Regions from separate parts of the Mus musculus genome. Here all the other regions are linked to region 3. The links are chromatin loops, found by intact Hi-C in ENCODE. Cell type or tissue: left cerebral cortex. All regions are shown on one strand. Region 1 overlaps Armh3 (armadillo-like helical domain containing 3). Region 2 overlaps Armh3 (armadillo-like helical domain containing 3). Region 3 holds the start of Kcnip2 (Kv channel-interacting protein 2). Region 4 overlaps Armh3 (armadillo-like helical domain containing 3).

What was found. A loop is a pair of places that touch in the nucleus more often than their neighbours do. Peaks named below come from ENCODE experiments on the same cell type or tissue, not always from the same donor. Only the 100,000 strongest peaks of a DNase experiment are listed, where the experiment ranks them.
Region 1: a loop joins it to region 3, with 2.6 times the contacts of the local background. A loop is called at or near these places in 4 of 42 quality-filtered maps.
Region 2: a loop joins it to region 3, with 6 times the contacts of the local background. A loop is called at or near these places in 26 of 42 quality-filtered maps.
Region 4: it touches region 3 in a loop (4-fold over the local background); 6 of 42 quality-filtered maps call a loop at or near these places.

The regions. Positions count from the first base shown.
Region 1 is chr19:45,868,752-45,876,751 of GRCm38, reverse strand. The region is part of intron 23 of Armh3 (armadillo-like helical domain containing 3); the gene reads left to right. Among named protein-coding and RNA genes, the nearest start is that of Kcnip2, 57 kb to the right of the region's middle. In left cerebral cortex, no CTCF peak of the experiment used is centred here; DNase peaks (open chromatin) are centred at 2,507, 3,507 and 4,920; H3K27ac peaks cover 263 bases.
Region 2 is chr19:45,942,598-45,950,597 of GRCm38, reverse strand. Armh3 (armadillo-like helical domain containing 3) reads left to right here. Exons shown (of 26, transcript NM_198296.2): 15 at 4,495-4,596. Among named protein-coding and RNA genes, the nearest start is that of 4930505N22Rik, 52 kb to the left of the region's middle. In left cerebral cortex, a CTCF peak has its summit at 1,254; DNase peaks (open chromatin) are centred at 2,692, 3,095, 3,868, 4,418 and 1 more place; H3K27ac peaks cover 3,712 bases.
Region 3 is chr19:45,810,938-45,818,937 of GRCm38, reverse strand. Kcnip2 (Kv channel-interacting protein 2) reads left to right here and starts at 2,875. Exons shown (of 10, transcript NM_145703.2): 1 at 2,875-3,207. The coding sequence starts at 3,135. Armh3 (armadillo-like helical domain containing 3) reads left to right here. Exons shown (of 26, transcript NM_198296.2): 26 at 1-794. The coding sequence ends at 52. In left cerebral cortex, CTCF peaks have their summits at 3,037 (motif pointing right) and 5,487 (motif pointing left); DNase peaks (open chromatin) are centred at 3,515, 4,738, 5,480, 6,037 and 4 more places; H3K4me3 peaks cover 3,690 bases; H3K27ac peaks cover 2,620 bases.
Region 4 is chr19:45,916,433-45,924,432 of GRCm38, reverse strand. It overlaps Armh3 (armadillo-like helical domain containing 3), which reads left to right. Exons shown (of 26, transcript NM_198296.2): 20 at 2,728-2,816. Among named protein-coding and RNA genes, the nearest start is that of 4930505N22Rik, 78 kb to the left of the region's middle. In left cerebral cortex, a CTCF peak has its summit at 3,712; DNase peaks (open chromatin) are centred at 3,467, 5,847, 6,388 and 7,697; H3K27ac peaks cover 2,879 bases.

The DNA.
Region 1 (8,000 bases), 58 kb before region 3:
TAAACCATCTTTCCAACCCCCAGAAGTAGCTTTTTAAAAATAAGTGATTTAATCCCTCTATTTGTTATAGACCTCTTCACAGTGTTTCTTTCTTCTTACATTAGTCTTACTATTTTTAACTAAGTCTGTGTGTTTGGGGGTGGGGGTGGGGTGTGAACATCTCCAGCTCTGGAGAATCCAGTGCCTCTGACCTGCAGGTGACACACACACGAGGCATGGTGGCACATGCTTGTAATCCCAGCCCTTGGAGGCAGAGGCAGGAAAGTAGAAGTGCAGGATTATTATCTGTTCTATACTGAGTTCAAGGCCAGCCTGGAATACAGGAGATCCCATCACAAAAACAAAAAACAAACAAACAAACAAAACCAAAAAAATTTTAAACTGAAGTTTGGTTCACTGTCTCACAAATGATGCACCTTGTATAAACATCCCACTCTTGTTCAGAGTGGGTATAAAGCATCTATAGATGTTTTAAATATATATAAAATGTTAACTTGTAAGTTTCTTTGCCAATTATATTTTCATTCATGACATATATTTTTCCATTCTTTTATATTTTATTTGTTTTTACCTTTCTAAAATATAGGTGATAGATCGTTGGATCTGGCTTCTTTGTTTCTTTTCTTGCAGACAGAGTCTCACTATGTAGCTTCGGCTGGTCTGGAACTCTGTGTAGACTAGTCTGGTTTCTAACTCATGGAAACCTGTCTCCTAAGGTCTAGGATTGAAGGTGTGCATTGTCATGTCCTGCAGGACATGATGCAGACTCTTCATCTGGTCTGACAGGTTCTGCATTTTGATTGGAATGTTTATTTTATTCACATTTAATATTCTTGTGGATTCAACTGGACTTCATCTGCCCACTACATCTTTCTTTAATTCTTTTCTTTCCTATCTGCTGTGGTTTTGCTGTGTTAGGGATTGAAGCAAGGGCCTCACTGGTATGAGGAAGTATTACACTGCTAAGGTCTATCTGCAGTCCTCTTTCTATGTTTTAAAAAAGATTTAGTCATGTTTAATTATGTGTATGTGTGTGCATCTACATGAGCTTATGTGTACTGTGTGTGTGCAGGTGCCCAAAGAGCCCAGAAGGCATCCGATCCTCTAAGTATGCATGTGCTGGGAACCAAACCCAGAACCTCTGCGAGGGCATTGCATGCACTTAACCTCTGCACCATCTCCTCAGCCCCTCTTTGCTTTGTATATTGAGACAAGGAGTCCCTAAGGTGCTCAAGCTGCCTGGCTAATAAGCAGCCAAGATCCACTTCCCCAGTGCTGACATTACAAACACTTACTACCATACTGGCTTACTTAAAAATAAAAACAGAGAAACGGTGGGGTGCCGGGGCGGGGGTGGGGGGAGGTGGGGGTGGGTAAGGGATTGTATTTGATCTCTTGTTTTTGCTGGGAACACAGGAATGTATCAACATGCCTGATTTTATTCCTCCTCCTTCCTACTCTTCTTCTTCTTCCTCCTCCTCCTTCTCCTCTTCCTCTTCTTCCATCTCCTCCTCCTCCTTTTTGCGTTTTAATTTAAATTATTTTATTTATTTACATTCCAGTCATTGCCTCCCTTCTGTCCCCTCTCCCACAGTTCCTCATTCCATTCCTCCTCCTCCTTGCCTCTGAGCTCTCCCCCTACCCCCACCAGTCCTCCACCTTCCCTGGGGCCCCAAGGCTCTTGAGAATTCCACTGAGACCAGACCAAGTAGACCTCTACTACATATGTGCTAGGCACCTCGAACCAGCCTGTGTTTGATCCTGGTTGGTGGCTCAGTCTCTGGGAGCTCCCTGGAGTCTGGGTTAGTTGAGATGGCTGATCTTCCTATGGATCGCTCACCCCTTCAGCTTCTTAAGTCCTTCCCCTAATTTAACCACAGGGCTACCCTGAGATTCCATCTCACACCAGTCACAATGGTTAAGATCAAAAACTCAAGTGATAGTGCATGCTGGCAAGGATGTGGAAGAAGAAGTACAGTCCTCCACTGCTGGTGGGAGTGCAAACGGGTACAGGCACTCTGGAAACTATACCTTCCTTTTCATAGATAAAATACCACTATGCCCAGCCAAGATTTATACTAATTTAATTGCAGTGAAATATAGAAATTTCTGTGCAGCTTTAAATAATATATACATACTACATTCATCTCAGTAATTTTTTTTTTTTTTTTTTGCTTTAAAGAAAGAAAGAAAAAACACTAAAGGAATTTCTTAGTTTCAGAACAAGTGAGGTGGACTCTTACTGTTCTCTTTGCTGTGTTTGGAGCTCTGTGAGAGTGGGGAAGTTTGGATTTGGTTTCATACATGAACATTTTTTTCCTTTGTGGGAGATTTTCTCACGTGTAGGTGTTAAACACAGCATTCCCCAGTGAGCTAATAGCCTATAGCTATTTCTTCTCTGTATTCAGGATCTGAGCAGTCAAAGCTCGTTGGCGTTTGATGCCTGCATGTTGAGCGTTATAACAAAGAAAAAAGCTGGTTCAAAAGTAGCAGGACTAAACTGATGGAGTTATTGAGTGTGCTTTTTAAATGTCTAGAGTCAGCATTGGTCTAGAGAAGATATTCTTGTGTGCTCTGCCTTCTGCATCTCATTTTCTTCCAATAAGGCTACTGATTGCATCCCGTTTTATTGGTTCAAATAAGGGGCTATTTCTGGAGTATTGCTCCTAGGGGAAAAGGAGTCAATCTTGAGCTGAGCCTGAATCGCGCTGTTGGACTGAAATAGAAGCTTAGCAGGGTCCAAGTGCACAGTGATGCTCCGAGACACTCACTCAAAGGCTCATCACTTGTAGAGGCTTTTTTAGTTTTGTTGTTGCTGTTGTTTTGGTGTGTGTGTGTGTGTGTGTGTGTGTGATGAGCATGTGAGTGTGGGCATCTGCATGATACTGAGCACATATGGAGATCAGAGAACAGCTTCTGGAAGTCTGTCTCCATTGTTGTTCTGGAAACTGAATTTAGGTTGTCAGGTTTGTACCACAAGCACTTTTATACACTGAAACATTTTGCTAACTCCAACTTCAGGAAACTTATAAAAGCATTTTATCATCATGATTTAGTTCAAAGAAATCTTATGTTATTTAAATCTGGAAACCTTACTTTGTTGTTTTGGCAAATAATCTGTTTGCTTACTAATTATACTGACATTTTTCTCTTGCTTCATGACTTATCACAAATATTTGTTGACTGCTTTGTCAGTAGTTGATAGGAAATACCTTTGTGTCTGAGTTGGTGATAGTAGGAGAGTTACTTCCTGGTAACTTAAGATAACCAAGCACCCCGGGCCTTGAGGTAAGTTAAAATATTATATGCTTTGAGCACTGTTGCAGCTGAGATTGCAGAGGGCACTGGAGAAGAGGGTGAGTCCCAGGTCAGTGCAGAAGCTCTCAGTCCCAGAGATGAGTCTGAATTACCTCCACTTGGCAAGGGAGCAAATTGCTGACCTCAGCCCGTCTTTTTTTCTCTTCCCTTTTTAGTGTTGGGGATCAAACCCAAGGCCTTTTATGTGTTTGTGTAGGCTGCTGTGACTTACACACCAGCTGTCTTTTCAGGACAGCACAGGCCTCCTGTATACAGTTAGTAAGCTCTCCTATTCATAATTTCAACTACAGTCTTTTAAATGTTATGAATATCTGAGATGAACCATGTCAGGTGTGTCCTTTAGTCCAGCCTTTTACTCAGGAGAACGTCCGTCGTAGGCGTTCTGCTTTCTTTAGGTAAGCATCAGAGGTGGGAGGAGAAGGGACAGGAGACTATAATGTGCTTACATTTGGAGATCTGGAGTGCTTTGTGCCTTTATTCTCCTGCTCCACTCTTGTTTCCTTATCTTTGAAATTATTCCATAGGCTCAGTCATGGTGACCTGTGTAGACATTTTGCCTGCATGTATGTATGTGCACCGTGTGTGTATCTGTGGTGCAGATCCTCTCTCTGGAACTAGAGTTGCAGCTCATTGTGAGCTATCTTGTGGGTTTTAGGAACTAAGCCTGGGTCCTCTAGAAAAGCAATTGATATTCTTTAACCGCTGGTCCATCTCTCCAGTCCTATTTACTTAATTTTAAGATAAGGTTTCAAATAGTCTATCCTGGCCTCCAACTCTCAATATAGCCGATGACGTTGAATTTCTTTTTACCTTAGTTTGTTTTAATTGTCTGTGTGTATAATGTATTTGGCACAGTGCACATGCGAAGGTCAGCAGACAACTGTCAGGATTTGTTCTCTTTCCATGTTCATCTCCAGGATGAAACTCAGTTCACCAGGTTTGCTTGGGAAGTATCTTTACCCACTGAGCCATCCTAGCCTCAACCTTAAACGCTTGATTCTTCTACCTCCAAGATGTTGGGAAATATATACATGTTCAGTTTTTCCTGTGCTGAACCCCGAAACCAGGGATTTTTGCACACTGGGCAAACCCTCTCTCATGAGCTCCATCCCTGACCGGCATTAGATTATTTGTCAGTTGAATTATGTAGCTAGTTCATAGCTGACTTGTAGCCCATGAGAGCCTTCAGAGCTGCTTCACGTGACCTCCCTCCTCAGTTCTTGCATCCCGTGCTTGTTCAGTTGGTAGGAGCGTTGTGCTACCACATTTGTGTGGCACTTAGTATAGAAACTTAGAAGAAAAGTATGAAGAACAGAGTAAAGATGATTTAGACCTTACAGTCTCACCCTGCAGTAGAGCGCCGGGCACTGTTTTGGTGAATCTCCTTCTCAATTTCTACAGCTTTTCCCCCCCTTTTGTATCTAACCTATATTCAACACTTTATCCTTGTTTGATTTGTTTTGATGTTCAACCCATCGTTTTAGCTTATCAGGGCGTGTGTGGATCCTGATTATGTCATTCTGGGTATTGGGATCTTCTGCGGCAGCTTTGTATCGTCAGCACATTTCCTAAATGTGCCTTCAGAATCTTGGTCCAGATGCTTTGATCTATTCCTGACTCTGCCCCTGATTTGGTAGATGATTTGGGACTAATCTCTCTCCATTCTGGGCTCTGCTTTGTTACTGTTATATAAAATGGCCCCAAAGTCTGAAAACTTTCCTGAAGAGTCAACTGCAAAGCCCTTGGGAAGAAAAATTGTGGGTAGAGAGTCTTCAACCACGGCCAAACTTGAAAAACAATAGCCATAGCCGATGACCTTCATGGCATGGTTCAGATCTTCCTCTAGTCTCCTGCTCTCTCAAAACCCCAGCAGGACTCACCAGCTAAGAACTAAAAACGAAGGTTGCAGCAGACATTGGTTCTTGCTTTGAGCAGTGCAGGCCCAGGGGAGGGGCAGTGAGAAGACAGCAGGGGAGGGAGGGCAGTGGAGAGCTCTCTGAGGGTGGCTGCCCTGGTCTCTCTGTGTTCTTCCAGTTGGGGTCCTGTTACTTGCTAATTGTCCCATGAGTGTGCTCGCATTTCCCCTGGGGTTGTAACAAGGACGTGATAGTCTGCAACTGAAACTGAAACACTGGTTTAATAAGCAGGCAATTAATGACATGCTAAGAATTTTTAGCTCCGGTAGATTAATTGTTAAATGAATTGTGTCTATGTGGTACTGTCATTTTACTATAATATCAGCCTTATTATAAATATAGGTTTACATTGTAGAAGATAATAATGAACAGAATTATACACTTAGTGATCAGACTTCTGGAATATCTGAGGAAAATATTTTCTTCTTACACTGTCTTTTTATGTAGGTTTGATTAATTTTACCTCAATTGTACATTTCTCCCTGGAGCTCAGATACTTTGCATGTTCTAGCAGAGTGAGCCCCTGTAGTAACAGGTTTAATGAGATTGTTGTTGTTGTTGTAATTGGTTTCTGTATCATTTCTTTGAAAACCAGTCATATGAACAGGATGTGAAGCTCAGGATGTGCTGATGCATTCCCAAGACCCTCACATCAGAGAAACTCATTTCTCACCTTTATCTTCATGTGATGGGGATTCTCAATGGTCAGCTTGGTAGGGTACCTGAGAACACAGCTTCTGCCATTGGTGCTGACTGTGCTGTTGGAGCACCCCTGATTTCTAAGGTTTTTACAATACCTCATCTTAGAGCAAATACCTGACAAGAAACAGCTTAAAAGGGAGGAAGGGCTGAGGAGGGTTAATAGCGGGAGCCTGGGGCAGCCACCTCCCTTCTTCCAGAGCTGGGAAGCACAGGGCTAAGTGTGCTGCTCAGCTTTCCTCCTCCTCTGCCTTTAAAATGGAAGCCAGGGCCAGTCCAATGCACTGGTGCTGTCCACACTATAGTGCGCAGCTTCCCAGTTTGGGTAACAGTCCTGAAGTCCCTCACAGGTCTGCCCAGAAGCTTGTCAGTTTGGTGACACTAGATCCTGTCAGGTTGGCAGTGGCTGTGTTGGTCATCATACTGGGACTTGGAGATGCAGAGGCGCTAATATGTATTTTATCTCATATGGTTTGTCCGTCCTTCCTTCCTTCCCTTTCCCCCTCCTTCTTTCTTTCTGTCGCCTGCCCTTCCTCCCTCCCTCCCTCTCTTCCTGACAGAGCTGGCCTTGAACTCGTCAAAGGTTTTTGGGGTTTAGATTTATTTTATGTGTATTGTGTTTGCCTGTGTGTATGTTTATGCCTCGAGTGCATGACTGGTGCCTGTGGAGGGTGTCAGGTCATCTAGAACTGGGTTTCATACAGTTGTGAGCCACCATGTGGGTGCTGGGAGTTGGACCTAGATCCTTTGGAAGAGCAGCCAGTCCTCTTAACTGCTGGGCTATCTCTCCAGCCCCTTGGCTTTTTTCTCTTCTTTGAGATAGTTTCACCACGTAACCCAGGCTAACCTGGAACTCACAGCAATCCTCCTGTCTCAGCCTCACAAATTTTGAGATTATATCCATGAGTCACCATGTATGGCTGAACTATTTTCTTTAGTAAAAAGAATGATCTCTTTGGCTAGTTATAAAGAGGGACTTGGAAGAGTATAGACATATACCACCAGGCTCAGCCTCCATCTTTACTAGTCTAGAGAAGGTACATTACTGATGTGCTAGCTTTTGTGGGTAAGCCAGAGAGCCACGTGTGTTTCTCTGGATAAACTCTTTATAGGCTGCATCCTTTTCTGGAGTGTCCGGAGCCAGCTTGTCTCTTCAGGGTACTTATTCAGCTTCAGCTCATCTTTCAAGCCAGCTTGACCATATTCCAGAGTAGCTGGGTGGTGTTGTCCTTTATAGACATCTATTGAAGGCAGGTGGCATCTGTGCTTGTGTTTGCTGATTATTTATTGAATATAGATGGGCAAATAGTTTCTTTCTTACAACTAGAGATTCTGAATAGAACCCAGGCCTGGCGTGGCATGGACAGGGAATAATGGTACTTGGAAGTTCACATGATGAAGGGAAGCTATAAGATAGTTCAGAGACAACAGCTCAGAGAAAGTCTGAACAAAAATGCCAGCAGACTCTACCACTAAGAAATCTACTGAAGGGCAAGGCGAAATAGAACCCAGGTCAAGCCAGTGGTGCAAGCCAAAGACACCTGCATAAAGTAGAAGGTGGTGTAACAGTTAGTCTAGAAGACAACAGCTTGGGAGAAAAAAGGATATTGGCAACAACTTTTCTCAAACAGAAGAATTGGGAACGCTATAACAGTTTAAGGAGCCATAGGATCTAGCACTGGAGACGGCTACACCAGTAAAGACAACAGTATAGTTGCAAGCCTCATCAACTTGAGGTTCTGCTGGGCGCCTTAGTCTGTAGGGATGTTCTAAAAAGAGAAGCTAAATCCTTTGATATTGGCACAAATAGGAAAGGGCATGGGGGTGAGAATGTTATGAGCATTCTTGGCAACCAAAGGGCAGGTTGTATAGTCACATATATGTCACAGAAGAAGCAAGGAGGAGGTGGGAAGATATATCTTACGCACTCTTAGCTTAAGCTTATTGCTATGTCTTAAAATATTAAAATTATTTTAAATTTCAGCCTGTTAGTGGGATTTGGTGATTCATATCTTTAATCTCAGAACCAGGAAGGCAGAGGCAGGAGGATCTCTGAGTTCAAGGTCA
Region 2 (8,000 bases), 130 kb before region 3:
TTAGTTCGTTTGTTTTCAAGACAGAGTTTCTCTGTATAGCCCTGGCTGTTCTGGAACTCACTCTATAGACCAGACTGGCTTCAAAATCAGAGATCTGCCTGCCTCTGCTTTCTGGGCGCTGGGATTAAAGGCGTACGCCACCACTGCCTGGCTGATTCTAGATCGCTCAGGGTTAAGCACAGCTGTGTTGAGCAAAGAATACATTTATTAATTCTTTTAATTGTTCTTTTAATTTGTGTAAGTGGGTAATTAGTGTTGGTGTACATCTGTAATCCCAGCTACTTGAAGGCTGAAGTAGAAGGATTATAAATTCAAGGTCTGCTTGGTCTACTTGGTCAACTTTAAATTTAAGAAGGGATGGGGGTATAATGTAGTGATAGAGCTTGCTCATCATGCATGAGCCCTAGGTTTAATCCCCAAGAGGGAGGAGAAAAAGCTGGGAAAGAGAAAGAAAAGGAAAAAGGAAAGGAAGAATTTGTTTGAGCTGGGCTGTGTCATATGCCCAGTACTCCCGGCATGTGGGGTCTGGGATGGAAGGATCGCTTCAGCACAGGGATTTCAGACCAGCCCAGGCAGCAAAGAACACTGTCTCCAACCGAAGAGCATCATACCTGGCCTGGACCAAGCTCCCCCCACCCCCCATCTGTAGCAGAGGGCTGCCTTGACTGGCCTCGGTGGGGGAGGATACACCCAATCCTACAGAGACTTGATGCACCAGGGTTGGGGGATACTCAGAGGGGCCCCACCTTCTCAGAGGTATAGGGATGGGTGAGGGACTCTGAGGGGAAGATGGGGGGCCAGTATTTGGGATGTAAACTAACTAACTAATAATTAATTAAAAAGGAGAAACACTTGTCACCAATGTGTCTCCCCTCAAAAAAAAAAAAAAAAAAAGAGGGGGGGGGGAGTATGTGATGATATGCCTTAGGCTCTGAAGTTCCAGAGGAAAATTTGGAAAGATAGTTGAATGGAGTCTTTCTTCTGTCTGTAAGAAACATGTCGGCTTGCAGAGATGGCTTAGTGGCTAAGAGCACTTCTGTTACAGAGAAGCTGAGTTCAGTTCCCATCACCCATATCAGGCAGCTCTCAACTGGTGTGTACCAGAGGATGTAACACTCCAGCCCTGAAGACTCGGGTGCGTGCACTACTGCCACCTGACCAAAACTAAATCTTAAAGGAAAAAAAAAAAAAGAAAGCTATTTAAAAAGGAGCTATTTAAAGCTATGTGTGGTAGTGCATGCCTGCAGCTGCAGCCGGAGGCACTAGAGGCAGGAGGCACTAGAGGCAGGAGGCACTAGAGGCAGGAGGCACTAGAGGCAGGAGGCACTAGAGGCAGGAGGATCCGTTCAAGGCCAGCCGTAGCTGCATGAAACATCTCAAAACATGAGTAGCCAGGGTTGTGGCAGTGACACACCTTTAATCCTAGCTCTTGGGAGGCAGAGGCAGGTAGAAATCTGTGTGTTTGAGGCCAGCCTGGTCTATATACTGTGTGCCAGGACAGCCAGGTGTTTATAGAGAGTTCTTGTCTTAAATATCCCAAACAATCAAACACAACCCAAGAAACAGTATAAGCTTGGTTTGTCCTCGTTGGGTAGTCTTAGAATTCTGAAAGAGCTGAAAGTGACTACCCCACTGGTTAACACCTGTCCTGCAAGCTCTCTTGGGTTGCTCGAGACGCTCAGGGGAGAGACATTACTTGATTATATATATGGTGGCAGCTGTAGCTCAATGGCAGAGTGCTTGGTTGCCAGCACCTTATAAAAGTCAGCATGGTGGCACATGGTGATGGATGTGGAGGCAGGAGGATCATCTTCAGCTATATAGTGAGTTTGAGACCAACCTGGGCTTTATGATACCCTGTCTGAAACGATTAAAAATATATACATTACTACTTGATGTTATTCTTCAAATGTTGAGCTCATTTTGTGTAATAGTATAACAAATATCCAACTTTGGCATAGGCAGGATGGTTCAGTGAGGAAAGTGCTTGCTCTACAAGCCTGAGAACCCGAACTAGATCCCTAGCTATCGACATAAAGGTAGAAAGAGAGACATGCCCTCACCTTCATATGCATGTTAGAACACACGAGCTCAGCAACAACACTAGTAATGTTTTATTTGTGAAGATTTATTTTTATTTTATGTATGAGTACACTGTCGCTGTCTTCAGACGCACCAGAGAGGGCATCAGATCCCATTACAGATGGTCGTGAGCCACCATGTGGTTGCTGGGAATTGAACTCAGGACCTCTGGAAGAGCAGTCAGTCTTCTTAACCGCTGAGCCATCTCTGCAGCCCTGGCCCCTACATTTTTATGTGGTATTCGTACATTTGCATTCTAAGGCAGTACACACAGCAGAGACGTACAGCACGGAGGTGTCATTGATATCCAGATCTATGACAGCAAATTGGATCTGTTTAGAATTGAAAGCCAAATTCCAAAATATCTTAATGAGAAGAAGCGTAGTGAGGATTGCCTACCCATCTGTTTATTCAGGTCACTGCATAAGCCAATGGAAACACAGTACTTCTTCTTTAAGGATGAAGCTTGCCTAGTTACCATGGATATCCAAAGCCATATATGTGTGGTTGTGAGTGTGAGTGTGTGTATCTATATCTATATCTATCTCAGTTTCATGTGATGTTGGGGTTTGGATGCTTCAGAGCACTGCCTTTCAAACTGTTGATTGTGAACACTTCACCCACACACTTGATTATGCAATGGCAGGATTTGTGCTTACCTACAACCACTGAGCCTTTAGTGTTCTAGTGGGAAGATCAGCCCACTTTCAGATGACTGTCTCCCTCGACAAAAGCTACTGGGAAGAATTATGAAGCCAGCGATTGAGGAATGAAGCTTGCATAGGAAGGAGATTTTAATTTGTGAGGGATTTGATTCTGTCTTTATTTTATTTTTCCTTTTTTAATTCTTCCCTAACTTACTTTCTGTAGGGGTCCTAAAGTATTATAGCCTTGTTTTCAATTTTTGTCTTTTAATTATAGTGCTGCTCAGTAGCCCAGTTATATTTAAAGGTATGTCACTGGCACTATTATTTTTAAAAGCCAGCAGTTAGCTGTAACATTTGTTCGCAGCTCAGACTTGACATTTGACAACTCCGCCTTGGCATGAGAGGACTTTCTGGTAAACTAAAAATACATATAGTTCTATATTTCTACTATATTATGTAAGAGAGTTTTCTAGTTATCACTGTGTGTGAGTAGGGTAAAACTTCCACTTACTAGTTAGATAACAAAGGAATGATCATGGGTTCTGAGTTCAAAATGGCTGTGGTTTGAGATGATAGCCTGTGCTATTGAGCTCTAACATGAATTAAAACCTTTTGGGTTGGTTTGTGTTTGAGACAGGGTCTCACTCCATAGCTCAGTCTGGCTAGGAAATATTTTAATATTTCAATACAAAAGTAAATTTATCTCGTATTTGTTCTTTGCAGCCAAATTATGGGTAAGAGCCAAGGATTAGACATGCTAATTTCTTTTCATAGGGTTTTTTTTTCTGTGTATTGTGGAGCCATAATGTACAGTGCTTCCCATTGTTAATAAATGTCCTCTGCATTGCATTGTAATAACTCCAGAGGGATCCATAATGGCTATGAATATATATTATGACTAATACCCCAAACCTAGCAATGTGTTTATAGTTTAAAATATAGCAGAAAGCTATAGGTTTTCAAACATCCCTGTGCCATCTTGAGGCTCTTTTTGTATATGTATTCTGTTTTAGACATTTAAAACACTTAACAAGCTGACTAATTCTAACGTAAAGTCTTTGAATCTTGGGAGCGCTAAGTTAAAACTGTTGTGGTTGGGTCAGTTCTGGTCTAACTTCCCATTGTTCTCTAAGGCTGTGACTCAGAGAGGGTGGGAGGGTAAGCAAAAGGATCTTTTTTTGCAAACAGAGGCTGCACATGTAAAATTCCAGTTCCAGGGGGCTGGTCGGCGGTGTCCACCTGCTTCCTGTCCGATACTGCGTCCTAGGTCCCTCCCGAGGGGTCGATCTCAAGGGGCAGAGTTTGGACTTAGTTCTTGCCCAGCCCGAGCTCCTTTCCCCTTGGCTACTTCAGACTTGTTCTCAAGACTTCTCTTTATTTGAAGTGAGAGAGCCATCAAAGTCAAGCTCATTTATGCCAGGGTAACTTTTTCCTTTAGTTAGAATTGACAGACTCTCTAAGAGGACCTTGAATTGTTGATTACTTGGGGCCAGAATGGACTCAACATCCTTTTCTAGGGCATTAGGAGAACAACTCTCTATACTGGGCGAAGAAGAAAATTGGCAGGCTTTGGGGGAGTGTGGGGTAGAGGGCCTCCAGAGACCTAGTAAGAGTAGCTGAAAGTCTTATGGAAAGCACTGGGTCCTCCTTCTGTGTGGGGAAAGCTTCTTTAGTCATTTTCTGGCCTGCTGGCAAATTGGCTATGTGGGTAGAAGTGTGAGGTGGAATATGTTATGGGCTAAGTGCTTTATTTGTTCTATTCCAGTTATAAGTTCTGTGGAACTCTCACTGGATGCAGATGTACAGACCAGTAATCTACTGATAACCTTCTTAAAGTATAGCTCAATTGTCATGCAGGACACGAAAGGTAAGACATTCCTTGGGAAGTGTGGCAGGTGGCTCATATCAAAGAGCAGTGGCCATATTGGGGCTTTGACATAGGAATCTTTGGGACCTCCTGTGCGGGTGATGGACCAGGTTTCTGGAAAACAGTGATTTCTCACTTCTGGGCGATAAGTAGGTGCTGTTGGGAAAACCTGGAGTTGGAGGAGAGTGCTTAAAAATAGAAAAGGAAAAAAGCTGATCCCCACAGAAATTACTAAGTCCTCTTAGCGAGGTGGGGTGAGTGGATGCTGGCCCTCCTGTGTGAGAAGCTGGGTGGGTGGGATTAACAGGCACGAGGAGTTCCCTTCTGAGCCAAGCTCTAAGAGCCTCACCTGCATCCCACTGCCGTGTTTGGTTTGCCTCTAAATTCCTTTTTGTACTTTACTCTTGTTTTGGCTGTGCTTCTTTAAAGGAAATCACAAACAACTCTACTTCACATTTAAGGACTTTGGCGTGCATCTTTAAAAATTGAAAATATTTTTCTTGATATCTAAGATGTCATTATATCTAAAAAAAAAATCAACAATGGCTCTCTAATAGCATATGCAATTCAGCCCATATTTAAGTTTCTTCAGTTACCCCTCAAGTCTTTCTCTTTCTTTTTCTTTTTACAAAATCGACAGTTTCATACATTTATATAATGAATTTGAGTAGCTTCCTAGTTAGATTTAAATTTTTTTTGTTTGTATTTGAATTTTGAGTCAGGGACTCACTCTATAGCCCTGTGTGGCCTGGCACTCATTATGTAGACAGGTCTGGCCTTGAACTCATAAAATCTACCTGCTTCTGCCTCAGTTTTCTGGAATTAAAGCATGCAGAAGCATGTCTGGCCTTGATCTTTGATCTTTCTCCTCCCACTGAAGGCCTCTTCTCAACAAGTCCCCATGTTGTTTTCTTCTTTTAAACATATGTTTATTTATGGATAGGAGTGTTTTGTCTCCATGTGTGCATACCAGAAGAGGGCATCAGATCCCATGGGACTACAGTTATAGATGGCTATAAGCCACCATAAGGGTGCCAGAAACTGAAATGAGGCCCTCTGGAAGAGTAGCCGGAGCTTTCAGTTGCTGAGTTGTCCCTGCATACCTCACGCACCCCATCCCCATGTACTTCATGTCTTCCTTTTGTCTACTTGATTTTATGTGTGAATTTTTTTGCTTGATTTTATCTGTGTGTGTGTGTGTTTGTGTGTGCTCACGCCCCTTAGATCATGTTTGTGCACCAAGCACATGTTGTGCTGTTGTGCAGGAGCCTGTGGGGGTCAGAAGAGGGTGTTGGAGCTCCTGGAACTGGGGGTACAGACAGTTGCAAGCTGACTGGTAGGTGCTGGGAATGGAACCCAGGTGATCTGTAGTGCCTCCCCTGCCCCCAGTGTAATTTCAAGTGTCTTGCTCAAGTGTGGAGGGGAAGTTATTTTCTAGAGCAAGAGCAAATCCCAACAGCTGTTAGTTGTCAGCAGTTCTGGCGGGAAGGGTGGGGCCTCATGGGGCCTTCCATATCCATGATGACATGTTAATGTCCAGTCTTGTGTAGGTCTTGTGCTATAACCACAACTATAGTGAGCTCCTGAATGTAATTGTATGTCACATGCAGAAGATACCCCTTTTTCACAGGTCTCCTTATCTTCTGGATCTTACATTTATTTTTTCTGTTCCTTCTTCTCTGAGGTTTCCTGAGCCTTGGAGTGGGTGATAGAGCTGTAGTGTTTAGAGTACTATACCATTGCTTATTTTTGATGCTTTTGTCAGTTACAGGTTTCTGCATTACCATGGTGTCATCATTAGGTTTCTATTGCTGTAAAGAGACAGTGTGACCATGGCAATGTTCACTCTGTTCTTATAAAGAACAACATTTAATTGGGGCTGGCTCAAAGTTCAGAGATTTTGTCCATATATCATTGTGGCAGGAGTCATGACAGCATGTAGGCAGACATAGTGCTGGAATAGGATCTAATCTGGATCTGCAGGCAGCAGGGAGGGAGGATGGGTTTTGACCATCTGAAACCTCAACGCCCACTCCTAGTGACACACTTTGTCCAACAAGACCACGCCTACTTCAGCAAGGCCACACCTACTCTGATAAGGCCACACCTCCTATTAGTGCTATGCCTTGTGGGCCTATGGGGCCCATTTTCATTCAGGCCACCATACCACCGGCTGTTGAGATTAGAAGCTTCTCTGACAAAGGCTAGATTTAACATGAGCCTGTGGGTGCTGAAGCACGAGTGGGTTTTTCCCTCCTCTCCCCTCCCCTCCCCCCCTTCTCTCCTCTCCCTTCTCCTCCTCTCTTCTCTCTCCTCTCCTTTCTCCCCCCTTTCCATCTCCCTCTCTCCCTTTCTCCCTCTCCCTATCCTTTTCTTTTCTCTTTTTTTCTTTCTGGGTCTCAAGTATTCCAGGCTGCCTCAAACTTGTTATGTTGTAGAGTCCAGCCTTGACCCCTTGTTCCTCCCATGTGTTTACAAGCGCTGGGATTACATATGTGTGCTACCATGCCCACTGTGTTATTAACTTATAGTCCATAAGTAACTTCATAGTCCTAGATTTAAAAGCCAACTTGATTATAGAACCAAAAATTATTAAAATTGATTGTTTTACTGCCTTGCTCTTTGTGAGAAGACCATGTATTACCTCTGAGGTTGTCTGAAGCTCTCTTCAGCGTGGTTTGTACTTGAGAAGGCTTTTGTTTGTCAAGTGAGCAGGTTTCTGTTATGAGGGTTTTTAAGAGTTGTAGAAATGAAGGAAAAAGCAGGCTCAGGGACTCTGGAGAGAGAAGAAAAATCTGGTAGACAGAGTTAGGAAGGTGAAGGTCAGTATGGGAAGTAGAGACCGACTAGAGCTACAAGGAGCCTGGCAATGGGCTGAGGCTAACCTGTGCTGTGTTCAGACATTGGGTTTGCTATTGGAGAGTTCTGCCTTGAAAGTGGACTTTTTCCTCTTGTATCTCATGATATTCTTTCAAGAATAAGAGTTACACAGGGGTTAACTACATGCAGATACTCTGTGTTACCACTCCTAACATAACAGTCCATTGGGAGCTGCTGACACGGTTGACTCTTTCAGACTTGGCCAAGTGAGATCTGGCAGGCAAGGATAACAAGACTCCTGTGTATCTGAGTTTCCTGAGGCTATTGCTTCTTTATGGAAACGGCTAACTTCTTCCTTTTTCTGCAAATACTGCAGCAACCACAGAAGAAAGAATTGCTTGGATATGACCCAGAAAAATGAACTTTTACTTTGCTTGATATAACGCAGTGAATTGAGGCTCTTAGAATGTATTTTTAGCTCTTAACAGTTTTATAAGCCCCTGTCCTGGTCACTTCATGGTCATAAATACAAGCCCAGATTAAAGACTATGGGTAGTCACAGTGTCTGTAGAATGCAGTATATT
Region 3 (8,000 bases):
CCACACACTCAGCCAGGAAGCCCTCCTGAAGGAGTTCTCCACCATCTCCTGAGGCTGCACTGCCTGAGAGCCACTGACTGCCTTACCCATGAGGCTCCTGGGCTGGAGGGCGAGCACAAGGAGTGGGGACTGACTTCAAGGTTGGAGAGAAGCGCAGACCCCGAGGCTCGTGGTGAAGGCCGTACTTCAGTGAGCTTGGACAAGCAGGGGCAAGCCCAGGATGCTCTTATTTGGGGAGAAATGGGAGGGTAACGGGAGAGGCAACCAAGAGTGGCATTTCCAGGCTGCATTCCCTGGGTACTGCCCCATGATGCCAATTGAGATTCCACGTGCTGGCTTCTGACTATACAGGTGCTGGTTGGACAGGCCCAGGCTGCTGCCAGCACTCTGGAGGCCAATGGCTGGTCATGACTGATGATGGCTGGTCATGGCGGATGCCACATCCTGTTTCCTTTTGAACCTGAGCAAGGCCCCTGCCCCCACTGCAGTTTGCCCAGTCCTTAGCACCTCAGCTCTGGCACAGAGTAGGTCAAGGATGGGCGCCTTTTTTCTGTCTTTAAATTCAAAGTTGACACCTCTGAGAAACTGGAGATTGGATCTGCCTGGTGCTCTGCTGTCCGACCGCTCCTTTCTGGATTTTAGTTTTGGCACCAGGAGCACCTGTTCGCTTTCCCTTGCCTTCCCACGTTGACTCGTCAGCACAATAGGCCCACAACTTTAGCCTTGCCTTTTTAGTCTGTTTTAAACTGTCTTAAAGGAGCGCGTGTGAAATAAACATTGACAGGCTTTCTGGAGCCCTCAAGGTGCCTACTTTGCTGGTCCCCTTTCCAGCAGCTCCCCCTCCCCACCCACCCCTGCAGTGGGAGCCTAGATGAGCTCCTCCACGTGTTCCACCCCCTCACCCTGCTGTTGTTTACATTCAGCCTGCCTAAGAATTTCCTCTGGGGAGGAATCTGTTCCTGCTGTGGTCTGGTGCTGGCAGAGAACCTGCTGGGGGTGGGGTGCTGTTCATAGAGACAGGCTAGGTGAGCACCACGCCCCCAGCCTCCATCTTGTCTAGCCATATTCTAGCTGGGCCTTGGGCACATCCAACCTCCGTGAAGTTGGCCTGTGGATTCTATCATTGGATGGTCTCCATGGAACCACTGTAGGGTTTTCCCTTCCCCACAGCTCCCCCTGAAATAGCTGCTGCTCTAAGTCCCTCCGATGTAAAGCTTCGTAAAGTCCCAGGTTGGCAGGGGCAAACCGCACAGTGAGGACCTGAGGAGGCTGAGAGTAGGCCTGGGGCGTCCTGGGCTCCTGTGCATTCAGCATCCGTCTCTCTGGAATCCTTGCCCTCCCTGGAAGCCAGCCCTGACTGAGCAGAGGTGTGATCGTTCTCGAGAACCTGTTGGCACACTGACATGCATAGATGTAGAATCTTAAGCCATTGTAGGGTGGGTCATCTCTAATCACGGGTCCCCGGATGGATAACTTGACCTGAGGCTTTAGTGTTTCCCATGGTGATAAACCCCAGAGCAGCTGGAGCTGGAGCTGGTGGCAAATCAAAGCTATTAAAAGTTGATTTGTGTGTCTTTAGTGTCTCGTTAGTGTCTTTTCCCCTCGTCATCTCTTTGATGCAGGTATTGGTCCTGTGTCATAAAAGGACCTCTTGGCCTTGATAGAGGCCAGCTGAGTTCAGAGAACTGTGGTTTCCCTTGCCTTTGGGTGAAAGAAGGGAGTAATGTTATGAGCAGGTCCCTCCGGTTCCGTCTAGGACAAGCAGCCCTAAGCAAAGCTCTCCTTTTTTCCTGACTAGAAGCCCACCCTTGCCGGGTTCCTTCCTGTACACCTAAGACGTTTAGCCTGGAGTCTACAAATCAGCTTGGCTGGTGCCTCTGACAGCTCTGTGGAGGTTTCTGGGAGCGTTCCTTCCAGAGACAGGCCTCCTTAAGGCAGCTGCCTGTCCCAGCCTCATACAGGAACACCCGCCACAGTTCACTGACTCAAGTATTTGGAAAGTAAATCTGACTGAAAAGACTCAATGTGTTGAGGTACTTTAGCTGAGACCTTTGGTCTTAACAGGCCATTCCTGGAGACAAGAGGTGGAGAGAGAGGGAGCTGTGTGCCGGGCTGTGCAGGGCTGTTCCTCACTTCAGAAAATGAGGGAGACATCTCGTCTCGCTTCTGTATCACACTCGGATCCCCAAACCTTTCAGAAGCTCCCTAAATCTGCCGGGAAAACAAAGTCTAGAACAGCAGGTGGGGGGAGAGAAAGGGGCAAAAAAAAAGTTGACTTCTTTCTTTTGCCTTCCCAGTTGCCTGGGGAGGGGGGTGGGTAGGAAGAGTCATCAGATCTGGGAAGAGGGCATTCAGAAAGTGAGGCCCCCTCCGGAACTTGAGATAGACAAATGTACCCAGTGCCACCTGTGAGCCCGTGTCCAGAGGCTGGGTTGGTTGGCTCTGCATCCTCATTCCGCTAGAGAAGGGTGGCTGCTGATTAGGAACACGCAACTCTCGGCAGGAGGAACAACCGAGAATATAAGGCTGAGATGAGGAGCAGAGGGAACCAGGGACTCAGACATACCCCAGGCTCTGGCCCAGCTGTGCAGGACTGGCTGACTGGGGGGCGGAGGGAAAGAGGTGCCTGAGAATTGGAGGCGGGGTTTCTTCACAGCGGGGCTTTTCTGGCCCCCTCTTCTCGAAGCCCCGCAATTGTGGGTGGTGTAGATGGAGAGCTATTCTCCCTTCCGGCACTTTCCAGTTCACCCCTTCACCCGGTGCCTCCTCCGAGCTGCAGAGGGTGGGGGGCGGGGGTAGGGGGAGCCAATCCCGGCAGCGCCTAAGGGGGGAGGCGGCAGTGACAGCCGCGGGGAGGGGGCGGAGGAGAGGCGGCTGGGCTCAGGCTCGGCTCTCAGCTCCACGCTGCCTTCTGCTCCGCTCTCACTTGCTGCCCAAGGATCCTGCTCCTGCCCCGGGACTCTGAGGTGGGCCCTAAAATCCAGCGCTCCCCAGAGAAAAGCCTTGCCAGCCCCTACTCCCGGCCCCCAGCCCCAGCAGGTCGCTGCGCCGCCAGGGGGCACTGTGTGAGCGCCCTATCCTGGCCACCCGGCGCCCCCTCCCACGGCCCAGGCGGGAGCGGGGCGCCGGGGGCCATGCGGGGCCAAGGCCGAAAGGAGAGTTTGTCCGAATCCCGAGATTTGGACGGCTCCTATGACCAGCTTACGGGTGAGTAGGTGGCTCAGGGGTCCTGGGAGGGTGAGCAGACTCCATCCCCCTAGACCCTTCCATCTCTCTGCCCCCTGGCTTGGCCCTTATGCACACTCTGCCCCATTCCTGTGCACCTTGCAGGCTGGTCTAGGGAACAAGACCCTAGGATTTAAAGCTTTGGGTCCCTAGGGGGCTGAGGAAGAACAGGTGGGGCAGGTGTAGAGAGGCAGCAGGTGTAGGCGTGTGTGACACAGGGCTAGGAGTGTGTCTGGAGTGGGAGGTGTTACGTGCGGGAGCACCTGTCGTTCCTGTGTGTCTGTGTATGTATGTGCACCTCCCACAGCTGTTTGCCGTGTGCCTTGAGCGTTGGTGACAGCCGGGGTGAGTGTGTTTGCATGAGGCAGTGCGATTTTATGGGCTTGCCAGATGTTTGAGTGTGGTTGTGTAGGACCCCGGCTGCACTAGTGAAGTTTGTTCTAACCATATGTCTGTTACATGTTCAACTGTGTGCTTTGAATGATTCTGTGTGAAATGGCGTGTGACAACCAGAGTGGTGTCACTTGGTGGTGTTCTGTCCCTTAAGAAGACTTCTGGCATGAGTATTCATTAAAAGTGTTTGTGATTGTGGGGCTGTGGGTTGTTTCAGCATTTGGTGCTGTCCACTCTCAAGCATGATGCCTGCAGTGGGGGCCCCTGTGACTGTTAATGGCATTTCTGTCCTCTTTGCCTCTCTGTCTTCCGGGTGTTAGCAAGGGTCTTTCTTTAGTGCCCCCCATTTGCTCCCTCTATTTCCTGCAAAAAGCTCAAGGACCCAAAGAGAGACCCACCACCCTGGGGTTCTAGCCCTTGGCCCCTGTAGAGAGTCTTTGGTTAGTCCTGGGTTAGTTTCTACCCCGGAGGGTAATTACTCAGGTCATTCTGAGCATGCAAAGCTTCTTTAATTACCAGCAACCCTATTAGAACTTCATCTAAACCTCTTGCTTTCCTTCAGAATAAAGACAGAAACTATGGGCCTATGAAGTGTGGGAAGGCTCCCCTCCCCCCAACCCCTCCCACACCCGTCACTTTGTGGCCCACCTTGGGAGGGTCTATATGTGTGTGTAGAGTACTAAGCTTGGTAGGTAAATTCTGTTTATGTAAATGACTTTGTCACCTTTGTATATTTCCATATTTGTGTCTCGTTGTGTAGAACTCCTAAGAACTCCAACGAAGAGTAGGAGGGGGGCTGTCTGTCCAAAGACAGAAACAGCGATGGGCAAGTGGGGAAGACCATAATCCTTGCCCTTCTCAACAGAGTCAGGGCAGAACCTGGGAAGCAGTGAAGGGGACCAGGATCTAGTGCTCTGAGAATAAGTCTCAGCTACTGACTTTGGGATGACCCTAGTTGCAATGTCAGGACACCAGCGGTGTGTGAATGTGTGACCCCATTCTGCTCTGTGCCCGCCATCAATTCAGGATCCTTGAAAGCAGTAAGGGTCCAAGAGCCCCCATTAACATGCGATTAGTTAGTTTACTTCCTACACCATTCTCCCCTTTAGTGAAATATTCTCCTCGCTGGGCTACTCGATTTATTTATCGTGAGCGAGTGTTTTGCTGCATAGTCCTGGCCTTACTATGTAGCCTAGGCTGGACCCAAACCTTAACTTCTCCAGTCTTCACCATCCTTGCTGTAGATGGCTCTGCACGTGACTGGAGAGCACTATGGAGACCTCTCCTTTGTAAAGAGAGGCTTGTCTTGTGACTGGAGTCCTCTGATTGGAGCCCTAAGGAGGAGTCGTTGTCCACGGTGCTGAAGCGTGCTCCCGCCGCGCCCCCCCCCCCCTTCCTTCCCTATGCAAGTTGGATTCCTCAGTTGCATTTGGGATAGAGGAAGAGGCTGTATCCCTATCAACTTGGTTCATTATGCTGGCAGCAAAGTGGTCTTAAAGTTATTATTCGGAGCAACTTGGATACACCCCAACCATCGCAGTCTTATCCCAACCAAGCTCAAAGCAATTGGGAAAGACTTTCTTAGTAGGGGTAGGGTAGGATGTGCCCACCCCGTAACCCCCAATTCTTCGTATTCTTACCTGCCTGGGGGGGGGGGAGGGGGGCTGTTTGGCAGTGCTGCACAGCGGGGAAAGGCTGAATCAGCGCTCAGCAGCAACCCCATCTAAAGAGAGGCCTAAAAAGAACTGTCCAAGCTGAAATTGCGAGTTGGGTCCTGACTGGCCATGCCCCAGGGCCTGGGTCCAGGATCCCTGGAGTCTTGTTCCTTTGGCAATTAAAGTATCGTTCCTGGGGATGGAGCGCCCCCGTGTGGCCAAAGAGCCCTGTGTATGAAACTAATTCCTCGTGGGCACTGTTGCCAGTGGGTTCGAGTAGACAAGGTGTGGTGTTTAATGGTAGCTCTCTTCTCTTAATATAGGCGTGTTCCCCTACCCTTCGCGCACACACAGTGGAAGAAATGGGAGCATACATCTTCTATGGCCTTTCCCAGGATTTTGAAGTGTTTGTAGGTGCTAGAAGGATTTACATAGCAATAAGTCCCAGAAAGGGGTTTACACAGAGATTGTTACGGATGGTTGCGAGCCGGGATTTGAACTCAGGACCTTTGGAAGAGCAGTCGGTGCTCTTAACTGCTGAGCCATCTCTCCAGCCCTACACAAAGATTGTTAAATGAGGGGGCTTCTACTTGTTGTAGTTGGCTGGGAGCCAGCAAGTGATGGTTGAGTTTTTTTTTTTTAAGAAAGGGAACTCTAAAGACAGGCATAGTTTTGAAAGGAATCTGGAGCCAGGAGGCAGCAATAGGTTCGCTAAGCTAATGTAATGTCCTTTCTCCCTTCCTGCTTTTTCTCCCATTGGTCCAGGAAGTGTGGAGAGTTGCCATGACAACTATGTCCTCTCACCCCTGTAGCGTCCCTGTGCTAATATGGGAGATGGGGGTGGGGAAAACAGCCGGAAGAGGGGTTGAAGTGGAGCAATAAAAGGTAATAAATAAGATCTGTAGTGGCTCACATCTGTAATCCCAGCACTTGGGAAGATGAGACAGGAGGATTGCCATGAATTTGAGGCCAGCCTGAATCATGTCGCAAGTGCCAGACAAGACCCGATCTAAAATAAATAAGTCATTCGTCATTCAGTCATCCAGGTTTTCTTTCAAAATTCGTGTGTACCTCTTTTCCTTACCAGAAATCCTGAAGACGTTTGGAGAGAAAGTGGTGAGGAGCGAACGCCCTGCCCTGCCCTGCCCTGCCCCTCCGCCACACCCCCATCTCTAAGAGCTTTGCGGGTGGGTGCAGAGCGCTTATGACCTGAAAAGGTGCGCCTATGAGGCCAGCAACCTGCATCTGAAAGGCTCAGGGTCTGAGACACTCCGCCTGTCAGTCTTGCCCTCTCGCACCACCCACTCTAATGGGGGCGGCACCGCCCTCAGTCAGAAACCTTGGGGGCGGAGCTTGGACACTGTGCTCTCAGCCAAGCCATGAACCGCTGCCCTCGCAGGTGCCGGAGCCCGTTGGGGCAGGCAGCTCGGTCTCTCTACCAGTTGGTGACTGGGTCACTGTCGCCAGGTATGAGGAAGGGAAGGGAGGACCCCTCTAAAAATGAGTGGCTCGGGATTGGAGCCTTACAGAGGTGGAGAGAAGGGCTTCTCACAGAGATCGGAGGGAGCAGGGACTTGCACTTCATCAGGGTAAGAGGGCAAGTTCGCTCAGAGTATAGCAGGGGCTAAGGACCACTCACTCACAGAGCATCAGAATAAAGGAAGCTTCGGGCAGCATAGCTCACAACATTGGATAAGGCTCATTGAAGCCTCAAGAAAGGGGCAGGGCTCTGGGATGAGAGGAAGACGCTTGTGCTGGGCTGGGGAAAGGCACAGCCCTGTATTGCGTTACTTGGGTTTAGGAGGAATGTCTTACAATGACCTATCAGTGCCCCCCCCAAAAAAAAAAAAAAGGCTAGAACAAGCTGAGCTCACTAGTGAGTTCATGCCTGATCAGACAGATGGAGTTGTGTGTCTCCAACACTGTGGTGCATCCTGGATTGCACATCCCTAGGATTGCCAGGGTTCTAGTGCTTTGGAGTTTGGTTTGAGAGCCCTGAGTCAGATAACTAGCTTTCATGAAGTTGTACGTTGGCATGAAGTTTGTGGATTTATGCTGTGAATTGTGGGTTCCACATGACGCTGTTGAGGTTTGCGCACACCTCCACTTAGGTTTCCTTAGGGCTACCTGGGCGCACAGAACCTGGAATTCTCCCCTCATCCTGGCTTCAAAGAAACTGAAACAACGTGGCCCCATGGCATTCCGGGATCTGTAGTTCTCTGCCTCATTACATGGGCTTCACCTGAGCCCCTGCGGTATGTTCAGGGCCTATGGCTGCTTCACGCCATGTGCCTTCAGAAGGAGGACTGTTGGGGCTGAATGAGAGCCATGCTTACAGGTCTCTTGGGGAGCATGTATCCCCTCAAGCCCCCTGCTTGGGCTTGTCTCCGGTGACAGATGGATGGAGCCAGGCGGGGCCAGCTCTCAATCACTGCAGGCTTGACTTCCAGGACCCAAAATAGCCCCAACGCCTAGGGAGGTCATTAATCACCTGATGCAGCTGGGGGCTGCAGGATCTTCTTGATTGGCTGGGGATGGAATGGTCTGGGGGGGCTGAGACAAGGGCTTTGGGGTCTTTGCTGACGGAGTGACAGTGGAGAGCAGATGGCTTAGGGTGTGGGTTCCTCCACAAGGCAGTATTTTTCCAGCCTTGAATTGTGGATAGTAAATGGTTGCTAGCAGCACCTCTGTGGTGAGATCTGAGATGTCTGGGAAGGACCAGCCCAG
Region 4 (8,000 bases), 110 kb before region 3:
AGGTTAGTCTAAACTCACTTTGGGGTCATTTCTTGGACCTCTTTGCAAAAGGGAAATAAGCAGAAAAAAAAAAAAAAACCTGGCATGGTGGTACACACCTTTAATCTGGGCACTTGAGAGGCAGAGGCAGGAGGATCTCTGTGAGCTTGAAAGTCTACATAATGAGTTCCAGGGCAGCCAAAGCTGCATTGTGAGACCTTGTCTCAAAGAGAAAAAAAAAAATCAAGAAACAGAAAAAGCCAGTGCTAACTGTGCTCTGAGAGGTAAGAGTCAGAGAACTGTCTAGACATGGGCTCCCAACCTGTGGGGTGTGATGACTCCTGTAAGAGTCGATGGCCCTTACTCTGGGGTTGCCTAAGCGGTCCGAAAACACAGACATTTATATAACAATTCAAACAGTAGTAAAACTACAGATATGAAGCAGTAGTGAAAATAATTTTATGATTGGGGGTCACTACACATGAGGAACTGAATTAAAGGGTGGAAGTGTTTGGAAGGTTGCGAACCACTGAGCTAGAGGAATTAAGTGCTAAATCACACAGCAATACAAACACACTCACTATGTAAGCTAAAGTTCGTTACTTGGCATCCTTCTGCTCCACCTTCATAGTGCTCCACCTACATTGTACTCCACCTACATAGTGCTCCACCTACATAGTGCTCCACCTACATAGTGCTCCACCTACATAGTGCTCCACCTGCATAGTGCTCCACCTGCACAGTGCTCCACCTGCACAGTGCTCCACCTGCATAGTGCTCCACCTGCACAGTGCTCCACCTGCACAGTGCTCCACCTGCACAGTGCTGGGGTAACCGATGCCTGCCTGTGTGTCCAGTGTATACAGTGTCCGGGATTGGACCTAGTTGCACTTAGGCAAGCTAGGTGGTTCAGCTTTAGCATCTGGAAATATTTTTTTATAAAATAGATATTAAGCCCAAGTTTTAAGGGAAAGTATTGGGCAAGAAGTTAAGAAATACTTGAAAGCCTGAGTGTGGGTGTCCCCAGGAGACAGCCTTTGTAACTTGGTGTAGCCAGCTAGATTGTTGGGTGGCTTTTGAAACAATTTTCTTCAAAGTGTTGCTGGAAATCTAAATGAGATGCTAGGTGAATAAGGTTACCTCCGGAGCACAGGGATGTAGTGCAGAAAGTTAGGAGGTCTCCACTGAAACAAAATTAATTTTGAGATCCCCAGAAACATCTGGGGTGGAGTGTGGTCCTACCCAAGGTCATACACATTCGGGCCTTAATCCTGGTTCATTGCTGTTTTAGAATTATCTGTGCCAGTAACCTCTTGCTTCTCAGCCGGCGTGAGCCTTCAGCTAGAATCAGCTACGAGTGAAGCATTGTCTTTCCATTCCATTTCCTCATTTTTTTCCCTGCCTCATTAGCCCTGGCTGCGTATCAAGTTCAAGGCTAGTCTAGTCTACATGAGACTGTTTCAACAAAACAAAACAGGCTGGGGATGTAGTTCATTTGGTAGAGTAGTTGCTTAGCATGCATAAAGCTCTGGATTTCATCACCAGCACCCCAAAAAAACTATCTGGTACTATCAGCGCTTGGGAAGTGGAGCCAGGAAGATCAAAAGTTCAAGGTCATTCTTAGGTGTAATATTAAGTTGGAAGCAGGCTTGTGCTACCTAAGATCCTGTCTCAAAACAGCAAACAAAGCACATTGTGTTGTTCTGATGTATTGAACAGTCCATATAATTGAAGAGTCCAATGACTGGACTATTGGTCCCTGTAGCTGCTGCAGCACTTGCAACTAATTCCTTGGTTTGTGCAACTAAGGACCTGGATTTTTGTGTGCTCCCTGCATCCCTAGGCTGATTTTTATTTAATTCCATTCATTATATATCTATTTCAATTTGTTTGTTTGTTTGTTTTGTTTTTTTGAGAAAGGGATTCTTTGAGTATCGCTGGCTGTCCTGGAACTTGCACTGTAGACCAGCCTGGCTTTGAGCTCAAGAGATCCACCTTCCTCTGCTTCCCGAGTGATAGGACTAAAGGTATCCACTACCACCCAGCTTCTTTATTTAATTTTGAGGCAGACTCTTACCTTGCTCACGTTGGCCTGGAACTTGCTATGCAGGTGCCTTTAGAGGCCAGGAAGCTCCAGGAAGTCCTGGAGCTGGAGTCACAGGTAACTACAAGCTGCTGGGACTCTGTTGAAGCCTGGTACCTGCTGAGCCATCTCTTAGAATTGAATTTGATCTAGAGCCTTAATGTCTTTAATTTTTTTATATCCAATCCATTCTTCTGTCTCTTACATTTTTTAAATTAACAATGTTTTATGTGTATGGGTGTTTTACCTGCATGTACACTTGCATAGCACATATATGCCTGGTATCCAGAGAGGCCAGAAGATGTTGGATTCCCTGGATCCGGAGTTACACACAGTAGTTAGCTGCCATGTAGGTGCTAGGAATCGAACAGGCCTTCTGGAAGAGACATTGATAGCCTTTTCAGTGGTGCCTTATTACAGGCCTCTAAGTGGTTGTAGTCCCATGGGTAGCACAAATATTGTGTGTGTGTGTGTGTGTGTGTGTGTGTGTGTGTGTGTGTGTGTGTGTGTGTGTGTGCAAGAGACTGACAGAGGAAATTCATCAGAATTATCTTTTTTCCTTTAACCCCAGTCTCAGTGGCCCCAGCCGAGCTGCCTCCCTACAGAAATGGTCCAGGTGAACTGTGATGGATTCTGAAGCTTGTCCGTTTCCTTTCTTATTGCAGGCGGTGTGTCCAGGTAGTGCATAAACTGCTGTGTTACCAGAAGAAGTGTAGAGTTCGCCTGCATTATACCTGGCGGGAGCTCTGGTCAGGTAATGTTCCTTCTTGAGTCTGTCCTCTTCCTTTGTGCTTTTTCTGACTTTTAGACTCAGGCTCAGACTGTTAGTAGCCCTTCTAGCCTCGCAGTTAGTTAGGATGATTCTGGTTTTACTTGTACTATTTATTGTTCACAATTCGGTTTTGTTTGAGTCTAGACTTCAGCATATTGTGTGGTCCACGCCTGCTTTCTTGTTCCCTCTCTTGCCCTGTCCTTTTGTCTGTGTATCAGCCTTTAGAAACAGTTGATGATTTTTTGAGTTCTGAGGCTTAATAATTAGCTTGGTACAGAGTGCTTGCCTAGCAAGTGTAAGGCCCTGGGGTTTGATCCCTAGCAGTGAGAAAAAAGGAAAAAGAAAAAAAAAATTCAAGAAGGGATATAATTTTTTTAGCCAAGCATAATGGCACAGATCTGAATTCCTAGCCCTGGAGGGAGAGGCAAGTGGATCTCTGTGAGTTCTAGGCCAGCCTGGGATACAGAGTGAATTCTAGGCCAGCCAGTGCCATGTAGTGATACCTTGTCTTAAAAAACAAAATCAACCAAACATGTCTTGAGTCTCAAATATTCTGGCTTTGTGTAACAGCAAGGAGGAAATCAGTGCAAACTTGGACTCTCACTCCCTTCCATTTGGTAGCAGCATATGGACTATAGGGAGCCTCTGTGTTTCCTCAAGATGAGTAATCTCAGAAGGAATGGCATTAGGCGGGTGGGGATGGATGGGGGCGGAGAGATGGGGGGAGCCCTGTTCTTTTGTTACATCTGGCATTATTACTGTTTACAGACTGTGTAGATGGTACCACTCCCCCTGTGCCAGAGACAAAACAGAAAATTACAATGTTTACTTCGGTCTTTATATCCATTTGGTAACCCAGTAAAGTCACTGCCACCCCTGCAGGCGGGAAGTGGCTCTTCTCTAAGGGCACAGTTAATGCTAGCTTGCCACCCTTTCTTTTGTGTGACTAAATTGGAGGTTTGGGAAAGCAAAGCCTGTCCCCTGAGGCAGTTGCTTGCTGCTGTCCCGTGGCTTTGTGACCTGATGGGATAATAGTTTTCTCCAGATGATTACAGTGATGAGTGGCTACCCTCGGGTGGGGTGCTTCTCTCTGTGCTGAGCAGAAGAGAGAGTGTTAGTGTCGGGGGGCTTGGTAAGATAGCAGGCCAGGAGCCCAGCCCCTTCCGTGGAATTCATCTCCCTTGTTGTGACACATGCTTTCCTCCCAGCTTAATTTGGCTTTCTAAATTTAGACCTCCATAATGGGAAGTAGAGATCTTTAATTAATGGATTAGCAAGTTTTCAGCAGTTACTGCGTATGATGGTAATAGGGAGGGCAGGACAGTCACACTAAAGGCAACAGCGGCAATTTTAGTCGGAGTTTTAGGAGAGAAGAATATAGTCATGAGGGTTTAAAATTGAGGGCATGTTAGAAGAGATATTGAAAGAGATTGAAATGACATTTTCTGTGTGTGTGTGTGTGTGTGTGTGTGTGTGTGTGTGTGTGTGTGTGTTGTTTGAGACTGGTTCTTGCTCTGTAACCCTGAACTCAAGACAGTCTTCCTGTTTCAGCCTCCCAGATGCTGGAATTATAGGCATGTACCACCCACATATAGATAATAATATAATTATAGAGCTCTGGAAGTCTAGAATGTAAAAGAGAATGAAAATAGTACAGGTGTGTATACTTGGGGCAGTTGTAGGATACATAACAATGCCTGTGGTTAGAGTCTGTCATGAGATGATGTCATGGTAGTGGTTAGCAGTCCTGTGGCGGCAGCAGTTGTCTCCCGCTTCTGGTTCTCATCTAGTTTTATCCTTTTTTTTTTGGTCATTTCCCTGTGGCCCCTGTGGACTGGCTAGCTGCCCCTCCCTCTCATCCCCTGTCCTCTTACTCACCGTTCCACTGTGTGCTGCTCACTGATCTCCGCTGTACCCTGTTGTGTTGTCCTCCATCTTTCATTCAGGCTTCCGGTTGTTCTGCATCCGTTTCACATTTCCTATCGCGGTTTTCTTGTCATTTATTTGTTTACTCACTTATTTACTTATTGGTTTTTTTTTCTTCTTTTTGTGACAGGGTTTTTCTGTGTAGCCATGGTTTCTCTGTGTTTTGCTCTGTAGACCAGGCTGGCCTTAATTGAACTCAGAGATCTGCTATTAATCCCACTGATAGAGAGTAAAGACCATTACCCAAATTCTTTTACTAGAAGTAAGCGAGCTTTATTCTCTGTCACACAGGGCTGTTTCCTTAGAGCAGGGTTTGAAAGAACCACATTGAACATAGGAGAAAGTGGGATTAACAGAAAACAGGAATGACTTTACCTGGTAACAAGACGGCTTCTAGTCTTAAAATGGAGGAGGCTCTCACTCACTGCCTCTGCCTCCCAAGTGCTGGAATTGCCCATAGGTGTAACTGTAACCGGAGGACGGCTAGCATTTTGTTGGTTTAGTTAGTAATCTATAAAGAAAACAAAAAAAAAACCAAAAAACCAATTCTTTATCCTGAGTTGGTTGGTTAACTTTATGTCTTTGAGAACTTTCTGTCTTATTCTGCTCGGAGATTACTTGCTGTCTTGATTAATGTTCAGCAGTCTGTAATGTGTTAAAGGGAGTTATGTAGGAGAACCATTAGCGACTGCTTGTTCCTAAGGCATAGATGTTTGTGTTTTTTGAGGTTAGTTTTTCTTCTTTTCTTTTGTAAATATCACGTTTACTTATTTATTGGTTGACTATGTGTGCACATTACCCACGCCTGAGAAGATACAAGAACAACTTACTAGAGTCATTTATAACCTTCTCCATTTGGAACCTAGGGATAATACTCAAGTTGTCAGGCTCAGCGGCAAGCACCTATACTTTCTGAGCCCTTCTTCCTTACGGAGTGAGCTCGTCTCTAACCCTGATTCTGTGTGTTCACACATGGAGTATACCGCGAGATGAAGAGCAGCAGGTGTTAAGGAAGCTGCAGAATACAGCGCTCCACCCAGTACAGTTAGAGCCATAATAATGTGTAATATTGCATCCAGAGAGTACAAGTGTGGCTATGTTGGATCCACCCACTCCTTGGCTGGCACTACCCTCATATGTTGGAATGCCCATGTTTTCATTCTCTCTTTGCCTCTAGATGGATTTGAGGGAGGTGTGTGAAACTCATCATGGCAAATAAACCAATGTAGATAAATGCTTGCCTGTGTATGGGTTATGATTATAAATTAATTTTATTTATAAATAAGCGTGTAAGGCATGTAAGGTTAGATTGAACAGCTAGAAGCCTTTGAGCTTACAGCAGATACTTAGTCAGGGCCCAGATGCCCTTGTATTTAGAATGTGGTGGTCAGCGTCACTGTATTTCTTGAGTGTTAATTTTTATTTCTGTGATTATTCTTTGTCTTGGGGGAAGATTGCCAGAAGTCTCCAAAATTCCTGAAGTGAATTTCCAAAGATTGGGAGAGGAAAATACTGGCTGTGTTAGCTCGGGGCTCAGGCCCGCTTTATCCTTCCCTGCAGTTGGCTTCACATGCACAAGCCCTGACCCACTCCCTGCTGCACTTCTTTGTACAGTGGCTGTTGCCATGGAGTCTGAGTGTGTAGGAGGACATCTGTGCTCATTTCAGTTGGAATATGGAAGAAGGAAGTCCTGCATGTCTGCTTTGCCCTTCCTTTTAGGAACCATTGTTTTTCCCAAAGTGTAGAAAATTTGGGAATCCTCTTATGACCTTCAAATGCCAGTCTCTGAGCAAAACCTTACCTGAAACTTCATCTCGGATGAAGACAGAAAATGAGGTTTGGGGTCAGATGACAGTTTCTTATCTGTGAAACCAGAATGAAAGCAGAGCTCTGCGTATCCAGAAAACGTGTTTGTACATTCCTGTGCTCCGGGGAGTTCAGGGCGTTCCTGAGCCCTGTGAGGCTCAGCCGTTACCTCAGAGGGGAAGAAGATGGCTGCCCTGACTTTATGTTCCATGTCTTCCCAATGAATTCGTTTCTCACAGATACCCTAGTGTCTAGTTGAGCTTTTTTCTTTACCCCGTTGTGCTGGTCCTAGCTATGTGGACTTTAAGCACCATCTTCTCTCTGAACTTTTGTCCTTTTTTTTGTTTTGTTTTGTTTTGTTTTTTAAAAAGGGTCTTACTGTATCACCTGGCTGGCCTGGAGTACACTACGTCAACCATGCTGGTCTCAAACTCACCCACCTTTCCTCCCTGAGTGCTGTAGTGCATGCCTCTAACTGCAGCCCTCAGGAAGCGGAGGGAGCATGCGCCACCATAGCCAGCTGCTCTCTGAACTTTCTGTGTCTAATTTCTTGTTTGTTCCTGTGGCACTTTGAAAGGCCATGTATGTATGTATGTATGTATGTATGTATGTAGAGTCTTGTGCATCTCAGAATGGGTTCTGGGATCTGAACCTGGGCCCTCTGGAAGGGCAGCAAGCACTCTTAAGCACTGAGCTAGCCCTCCAGCCCTGACTACATGGCTTTCAATAGGGACTTAGAAAACATTTGAATGAATAAATAAATTCACAAATGACAGTGTAGACATTCCATTAATAATGAATTAACAGTCACCTAAAACAACACAATGTTGTGTTTCTACCTTAAAACAATAACAACAACAGTAATAGGGCCCTGTCACGTGATTGTCGTAATGCGCCTGATACGTTGCTGCTCCTCATCTCTGGATAGGCTCAACCCCGGCTGAGATGCAGAGGAAGTCGAGCCCATTCTCTCCTTCGTGTGCCGCTTCCTTATACGGATAAGTGGATTGCTTTTAACCAAGTAAAAAATGGAAACTCTGATGACTTCTAAGCCATTAACCAAAGAATAGGTGGAGTGTTTAAAGAGAAGCTTGCAGTTGTTGGAATGGGAGCTACTTGAGCAGGGCCTCCTAGAGACAGCTTATTTTACTTCCACAGTAGGCAGAAGGAGCATTGGGAGAGCAGCTTGCATCTAAATATGTGGTTTCCAGTCTGAAAACATGGTTTAGAGGCAGCTTTATGCTGGGATTCTTTATTCAGCATTTGTCTGTAGATCAAGTCCTTACCCCATCAGTATGCCGTGTCTCAGGGCGAGAAGCCAGCCATTACTTAAATCCTTATTCTGGGGCGAAGGGAGCAGAGATACAAAAGGGTTAAGTAACTCACAAAGGATTACGGAGCCAGAGACCAAACAGTCATGGTTGGAACTTAGAG